2 separate regions of the Homo sapiens genome follow, and region 1 is linked to region 2. A link is a contact called in ENCODE Hi-C data. All regions are on one chromosome and are shown on one strand. Each heading gives the region's core, a stretch centred on a gene start or an enhancer-like site at or near the end of the contact. The rest is flanking DNA. Distances are from core to core; before and after follow the strand shown.

The links. Hi-C counts contacts between places; a loop is a spot of excess contacts on that map. Pooled maps may share reads with other maps.
Region 1: a loop to region 2 is called in a pooled map, with 12 times the contacts of the local background. The contact joins the promoter of KCNMB4 here to the promoter of MIRLET7IHG in region 2. A Hi-C loop is called at or near these places in 3 of 50 pooled maps.

The regions. Positions count from the first base shown.
Region 1 is chr12:70,364,813-70,368,747 of GRCh38, forward strand. It overlaps KCNMB4 (potassium calcium-activated channel subfamily M regulatory beta subunit 4), which reads left to right and starts at 1,478. Exons shown (of 3, transcript NM_014505.6): 1 at 1,478-2,258. The coding sequence starts at 1,923. RefSeq lists a silencer at 1,294-1,533.
Region 2 is chr12:62,601,325-62,605,178 of GRCh38, forward strand. MIRLET7IHG (MIRLET7I host gene) reads left to right here and starts at 1,419. Exons shown (of 2, transcript NR_186001.1): 1 at 1,419-1,511. It overlaps LINC01465 (long intergenic non-protein coding RNA 1465), which reads right to left and starts at 2,110. Exons shown (of 1, transcript NR_121682.1): 1 at 427-2,110. It overlaps MIRLET7I (microRNA let-7i), which reads left to right and starts at 2,362; the gene lies at 2,362-2,445. RefSeq lists enhancers at 713-1,236, 1,237-1,758, 1,273-1,382, 1,463-1,652, 1,759-2,280 and 1 more and silencers at 1,733-2,042, 2,133-2,432.

The sequences.
Region 1 (3,935 bases), core at 228-2,727, 7.8 Mb after region 2:
ACCTGTCATAATGTAGTGCTTCAAAATAACGTTATCAGAACTGCAGTCGAAAGGTACTCAATACCAGTTAAGTAACATTTGAAGTCCAGGAAAGAGAAGTCAAGAATTCCATGATTCCATGTTTCCGTATTCATCAGGAACATAATTAAGAGTTTATTCATTTGAGACTTACAAGCAAACAAAAAAAGTTTATGTAGTTTGCAAGGAAGTTAATATTCTGATTTTATTCTTCGAAATGTACATATAAATAGTTCTCAAGTTTGATTTTATGATAAAAGTGTAGTTTGGGAAAAGGTCATTCTAACTTTAAAAAGGTCGCGAAAACAATAGAGGCTGAAGCATTGTTAGCGTAATTGGGGGAGGAGGGAGCAACGGCAAGAATTAAGAGCAGAACACAGGTCTAGAAACAGTACCTGTCCCAAAGTGGGTCTGCCCGGCGCTGTCGCTTTAAGCAGCGCTCCTGGAAACCTCATCTACAAATCCTGGGGCGGGTCAGGGGTGGCAAGACTCCTAAGGAGGGAAACGACAGAAATGATTCTGTTCTTGCGAGCCCCAAAGCAAGAGTACTTTTCTGATGGGTAAAGTGGTATTTCTTTCCAGGCTGCAAAGCTCTCCACCTTTTTCCTTTGGTCTCAGTCAGCCCCAGCCATGGGGGCAAATCAAGTTGGGGTCAACTCGGCTGCCAGAGACCTAAGTTGCCACAAGGGTCACCGACGACCTAAGCAGCAAGTTTCCTTCGTCCAGCCTCCTGCCCCCACGCACATTGCCTCCACAGCAAACTCCACCTGACTCAGCTTGTTTAACTCCAATCCTGCAGCCCTCCCGGCCTCAGCAGGGTCAGGGGGCGCGGGTCTGCGCCAAGACGGTTAGGAGGCCCAAGTCCTGGGACTGGACGGTTACTGCGCTCCCTTGGGCGCAGCCGCTGGCGGCGTGGGCGCGGCTGGGTCACGCCTCCGGCACCACCGCGCGCCAGCCCGCCCGTGGCATGGGAACCTGCGATTCAGTCGTCCCCGGGGACCTCCCAGCGCACACCGCTAGCCTGGGGCTTTCACCTCGATCCGCCCGGCCTGGGCGGCTCGTGTCCTCCCACACCGCCACCCGTGCCCGCTTCCCGGGGTGCGCCCGGAGCCTGGCCGCTCTCCCTGCAGGTGACCAGTACTCGTTTGGAGTTCAAGATTCCCGCCGCTCCACTTGAACTCCACCCTCCCCTCTTATTATTATTATTATTTTAACTTCCCTCCGGTTAAGCTAAATTGATCTTAATCTTTCATCTCGGACGTCCCTCTAAGGGGAGTGAGCGAAGATTCCGATTGCAAGTCGCCGCTGTCGCTTGTGCCCGTCAGCCCCTCGCCCAAAGGAGACGCCCCCGGGCGGGGCGGGGCGGAGCGGGGCGGGGCGGAAGGGCCCGGGTCTGCTGCGGACGGGGCGGGGCGGAGCCTCCTCCTGCACGGGGGAGCCCCCGGGCTCGCCCCAGCTCAGACACTCCTAGCCTTGGGGCAGCTGCCGGGCGAGTCAGCGGAGTAGCGGCCAGCGGGCGATGGAGACAGAGAGACACCCGACGAGAGGAGGCGGGGTGGGGGAGGCGGGGAGAGTGCGGGGGCGGAGGCTGGCAGGGGGCGCTGGAAGCTGGAGCGGTCCGTGCGCTCCCCGCGCCCGAGGGTGCAGGAGGCTCTGAAGCGGCTGCTGCACCGCGGGGCCCAGGCGGCGGCTGGGGGGCTGGGGGGCGCTGCCGCCGCCGCCGCCGGGGGCGTCGCTGGCCTCGGCCCCTTTGTTCTCGCGCGCTCCCCCTCGCCGCCCACTCCCCTGCTGTCGCGCGGCGGCGGCGGTGGCGGCGGCGGCTCCTCCCGCCCGAGGCAGTCGGGCTCGGCGCCGGGGGCGGGAGGGGGCGGGGGGAGCACGCCAGCCGCCGAGAGTGGGGGGCGATGGCGAAGCTCCGGGTGGCTTACGAGTACACGGAAGCCGAGGACAAGAGCATCCGGCTCGGCTTGTTTCTCATCATCTCCGGCGTCGTGTCGCTCTTCATCTTCGGCTTCTGCTGGCTGAGTCCCGCGCTGCAGGATCTGCAAGCCACGGAGGCCAATTGCACGGTGCTGTCGGTGCAGCAGATCGGCGAGGTGTTCGAGTGCACCTTCACCTGTGGCGCCGACTGCAGGGGCACCTCGCAGTACCCCTGCGTCCAGGTCTACGTGAACAACTCTGAGTCCAACTCTAGGGCGCTGCTGCACAGCGACGAGCACCAGCTCCTGACCAACCCCAAGGTAAGAACGCCCCGCGCACCCAGGGGCTCCCCGCGAGGGAGGTTTGGAGGCAGCGTCGGTGTTAGACTCCGCGCGGGGAGGGTTCGGCGTGTGCTCGCATTGCTAGGAGGAGACCAGGTGGCGCAGGCTGTGCTCAAACCAGGAATGACTACATCAGGGAGCCCCAGGGCTCCGGTCTTTTCAGGTGGGTTTACGCGCGGCGACCAGTGGTGCCCAGAGGCTTACTTTAAAACCTGTCTTGCCTGGTCTCAGATTTTGAGGCCTCGACCCAGTCCGGGTCCTGCGCCTACCGGACTGGGTTTGGAGAAGTGCAAGGAGCCAAGAAAGTTAACTTTTCCTCCATTTAAAGCCAGTGGTTAGCGGGGATCCACCTACTCCAGCTCACGGTCAAGGTCCGAGCTTCAGCTGGTCTCATCTAGAACTCAGATGGAATGACCTTCCTTGAAAGGTCGAGGGGACTCTCGAAAGTTGTGAGAGAGTTCCTCACCTTTTCGCTCTACATAGGCATTTTCAACTTGGGGTTCAAAGATAAGCTTTTGTGGCTTGACAAACGACCCGGAATCAAATGTGGAATATTGCGGGTCCATTTTGGGAAGTACAGAGGGCTCCTAGTTTTCATGAAATAGATTCTCAAAAGAGTCTACAGGGAGCCTAGTTACCCTTTGTGTTTAGGGACAGTCAGGAGTCGTCTGGAGAACAGTAAAACTTGCTGAAAATAGAAAACCTTCAGTGAAATGTACCTAATATGACTTCTCTGACAACTTCTATTGGTCTCGAAAGCAAGCAAGAAGAAAAAGAAAAAGAAAAAAAAAAAAGATAAAACCTGGTTAGGACTCCCGGGATGGAGAGCAGAGAGAGGAAGTCTCAGAAAACTGTTCCCAATGGAGAAAAATAACTTATAAAAAGCAGTGTCCTTAGCCTGTGAACTAATTGAGCTTTGTAGTGCACCTGGTTCTGGTTCCGTTTCTACTTCCCTTGATCTTTTCTGCTCTCCTTGTTGCTTAACTATCAAAGGTATGTATCTTTTTAAAAGTTACTGACATTTTTCCTTTTTTTGAGGGATCAAGCAGAAAAACAGTCCAAAAGGGAATGCATCTTGTGTTCACAGGAAAACTTTCTGTTAACTCTAACAAGATATATTTATATTAATCCAAAAGAAAAAAATTCTACATTAATATTATAATAGTATTTAAAACAGCTTACCGTCACTCTGCAATAAAACTTGTGGTCTTACCTCCTGAACAGTAAATTCTTGAATTTGAGACATTTAGAAAATATTTCTTTTTAAAAATATGAATGACTCCTCTCAAAAAAAAAATGCTCCTGTCGACAAATGAATATTGATTTACCTTAAAAAATATCAATAATACATAAGCAGTAAATATAGGACTAAGAATATAGAATTTGGAGTATAATGTTAAAGATCTTGAAGAGGTGATAACGTCTCAAAGACAAATGTTGTAACTTGATCCTCTTAATGCTCAGGAATTTAAAAAGAAATCTCAGGGTTTTAGAAACATTTTTTTTTTTAGAATTAAATCAATAATGTCAAAGATGAGTGCCAACCAGTAGTAATGATTTAGAAATTATATGGCAGTTCATCATTTAGAAGTTGTTATAGTTGGTGAAACGTTGCTAATTATTTTAAGATAGTGGTTCAAGCACTAATAAATTTCA
Region 2 (3,854 bases), core at 169-2,668:
AATCTGTGCCATTATGGCAAAGGACATTTGCTTTGGTACAGAATAATCTGATCCACTGCGCAGTCAATGAGCAGTGAGGGTTGATTCCCATGGCAGTCCAATCTTTGCTTATCAAGGAAGGATGGTGTGAAGTTTCTACAGACTTTCTGGTAAGTGATTGATAGATGAGTTTATGGTGTGATTGAGTTTTTGCTTTGAGTTTATGCTTAGTGATTGATAGGTGAGTTTATGCTTTGTCAGGTAAAGCATTTAACTGCAAATGTATTATGTTTACACAAATATTCTTAATTGGAAATAGTTTCTGAATATGCACCTAAAAATGTTCTTATGAAATATGTCAGGCAGGCTGATTTTTAACTTGAAAACTTCTACTTTAAGAAATTGTTTGGGTCCCATCGCCTATACCATGTAGAATAGAAACAAAAAGCCAGTTATTTAATTTTTAATTTGCAATTAAACTCTTGGCCAAGAGGATCTGTTGTCCAAAATTACATCGTGATAGCTTAAGAAAAAAAAAATCTTACTTTGCCAGAAAGGGAATTATACAAGGATATCTTTATGAGTTGCTGCCAAATTTTGTTCTAGACCACGGCCCTCTGGCCTCCATGAAGGATCAAAGTCTGGGCAAAGACAATTCTAAGTTGTAGGTAAACATGCTTTTCATTTCCCTCCATTCCTTACTTTTGTCATAAGCAGTCTGGATTTTCAGGGGTAAAGGCTGATAGGGTTGCCAGATACAGTCATTAAAAATTGAGAATGTGCAGTTAAATTGGAATATCAGATAAACAATTTTAAAAATATATGTAACACACATATGCCAAAACACTGGTTATCTGAAATTCCAATTTAACTGGGCGTCCTGTATTTTATCTGACAAGCCCTAACTACTTCTTTAAAATAATTTGTTAACTTCCTACAAAAAATCTCTAAATGGGAGGAAAAAAAAAATCCCGTAAGTTGTCTGGGCCAAAAGCAGAAGTGGCTCCATGGCAGTCAGCCTTCTCCCTAACTTGGCTTAAAAAGAAAAAGCCAAAACCAGAAGTCCCAAAAGCTTGCGTTTAAAGCGGGCTGTGCCGCAGCTTTCCCGCCTGTTTTCTGCGGAATGTAGCACGGCAGCCACCCCGCGTGGGTGGGGCTCGTATGGTTGTGTCCTTGCTGGTTGGGAAAGGAGGTGCCGGAAACTTCAAACCACGGCCAGGGTACAACGTGTCCGCTTAGGCGGCGATATGCGCCGCCATCTTCTTTGCGGGCAAAGGCCGAAAAAAGTTTGGGACTCCACTCCCCCCCGCTGAGCCGATGGAGGGCATCGCCCGCTGCCTCAGCACTCTGGTGACGTGGAATCGGGGTCCCCTCTTTCAGGGCTGATTTCTGGTAGCACGCTGACGCCTGCCAAGGCAGGGAAAGGGGACGCCGCCTCTGTCCCGGATGTAAGATGGCGGCGCGGGGGGCGGCCTGGCGGGGCGGTCACGTGGTGAGGAGTAGCGCGCGAGCCTCCTTAAGTGATCTCTAAGGTTCGTCCGGACGCACAGGAGCAGCGGAGCGCGAGACGGGTCTTGTGTCCGCACGCGTCGAGTCGTCGCAGTCGCCACCCGGGCCATCGCCGGGCCCGGTTTCACTGTTAAGGGGTTTTCGTTTGTTCCGTTTTCGCCTCCTGTAGAGCTGAACGGGAATTCCCCGAAGGGTGCTGGGGAACGGGTGGCCTGGGGACTTCCCGGCTATGCCTTGGCTGCTGTTTGGCGGAGCCGGCGGCAGCCTCTGCGGGATGCCCGCCGGCGATTATCGGCGCCGAGAGCGGGCCGGCGGCGGGTTCGACAGCGCGGCGCGGGTGGGGGCCCGGGTACCGGACTCGGCCGCAGCCCAGCCCCCACCGGGGACTCGGAGCAGGGAGGGGCGCGAGCGGCGCAGCTCGGGACGTGGCGGCAGCTCCTAGCGGGCGAAGCGCGGGAGCGCTGCTCGCTGCCTCTCGGGGGCAGTCCAGAACCAGTTGGTGTCTGACTGCGCTTTTGCCGCCCATTTCCTGCTTTCGAGCGGCTGAGGCGACGCGCTCCCCTCGGGCAGTGGAGGGAGCGGCTCTCTCCGCAGGACACCGCCGCTTTTCTCTCTTCAGAGCGGTGGCTGACGTACAGAACGCCGGCTGTATCACCCGGGCGCCGGCGCCGCCTCTCATCCCCGTAGCTCTCGGGGCGCGCCGGGAGTAGCCGAGCCGCTGGGTGCTGGGCGGGGTCTCCGGGCGCGGCGCGGGGGGAAGGCAAAGGAAAAGAAGGGGCGGCGGGCCGACGTCGGCGGCGAGGAAGGACGGAGGAGCGCCGGAGCCGCTTTGCTGCCCTCCGCGTGGTCCCGTGCCTCCCCGACACCATGGCCCTGGCTGAGGTAGTAGTTTGTGCTGTTGGTCGGGTTGTGACATTGCCCGCTGTGGAGATAACTGCGCAAGCTACTGCCTTGCTAGTGCTGGTGATGCTCAGCGCCGCGGAGGACAATGGCTGGGAATCCCCTTTGTTTTCCGGGGCGCTGCCTGGGGACAGCCCGCGAAGCCTCGGCGCCCGGCCGGCGCGGCCACCACGGAAACCGTTAGTTTCACATTTTCCTAGAAGGAATTGAGGGGAGTGGGGTGGACCGCGATGCATTTTAAAGGTTGGGAAAGAGCTAAGCCATTGGATTCCTTTTCTTGAAGGAAGGAGTGGAATTGTGTAAGATAATTGATACAGATAACTTTTTCACCCTAAAAAATTCTAACACTTCTTTCAGCAGTTAAATGCCAAATTTAGTGTGTACCTGTTTTACTTCATTCTTTAGCTGTAGGTTGGAGTGGTGTGAGCGATCTGCAGAACTGGCATTAGAGGGGCAGAAGAAGTAGACCTGATAATTAAAGTTTATGCCTTAACATTTTAGATCTGGTTTCTGATATGCTCTCTTAGTAAATCTGAGTGTGTCTTTAAAAACGTAAACCCAAAGCAATTTAAAGTTTCTCTTTAAACTTTGCAACTCGCGAATGAGAAGATTGAAATTATTTGTAGGTAATTGCACTATTCCGATTTTTTAATGTATGAGGCAAACAAATAAATTCTATGTACAGTGTGCTGTGAATGGTTTTGTTTTTTGTTTTTTCTTTTTAGTTTAACCTTGGGGCTCAGATTCTGCTGGTGTGGTGGGTTGGTTTTTTGGTTTTTATGGCCTTTGATTCTAATGTTATGTGGTACTTACATCTTTGAGGTTTTGTATGGGAGAAGAGGACTAGGAATTGAAAGTGGTTTCTAGATTTGAGTTTAAAATCTACTAACACTCATTTTGATTCCTGAGTGGCCACTACTCCTAATAGGAAAATACCTTTGCATAGAGAAAAAAGGTAGTTTGGATAACTAATGAAAATACTCAGTGCTCTAATACCCTGAAGTCTGCGTGGAAAACAAGATACTTGTATTTTTATTTTATTTTCACTGAGGGAAGTAAGTGGTCAGTTTTAGTACTTTTCGTTGAAAACTGATCTGTATTTGTACAGAATAAGTAGTTTTGAATATAATGTAATCGCAGTTTTCTATGGTTTTCTGATGCTCAGTTGAAAAACAAATAAGGCAGTTCTTTAAACCAACCAAACCCTTCAGCAGGAGTTTGATGCTTTTATCATTCAAAAGTGATCTAATATATGTGCCTTGATTGGGTTTGGTTTAGCCTTGAGAATAACCTTACTTAATCTGATCTCATCAGGATGGAGCCGCCTCATTGTGGGAAGGGCGGTGAAGAACCTTATCTTGAATCTTAAGATGCAGAAAATGCTTGAATGTTGGCTCTTGAAGTTTGCTTTTCTTGATAGCAACGCAGAGTAAATTCAGGGCTTTGTTAAGTGCTTGTTTTCTTAA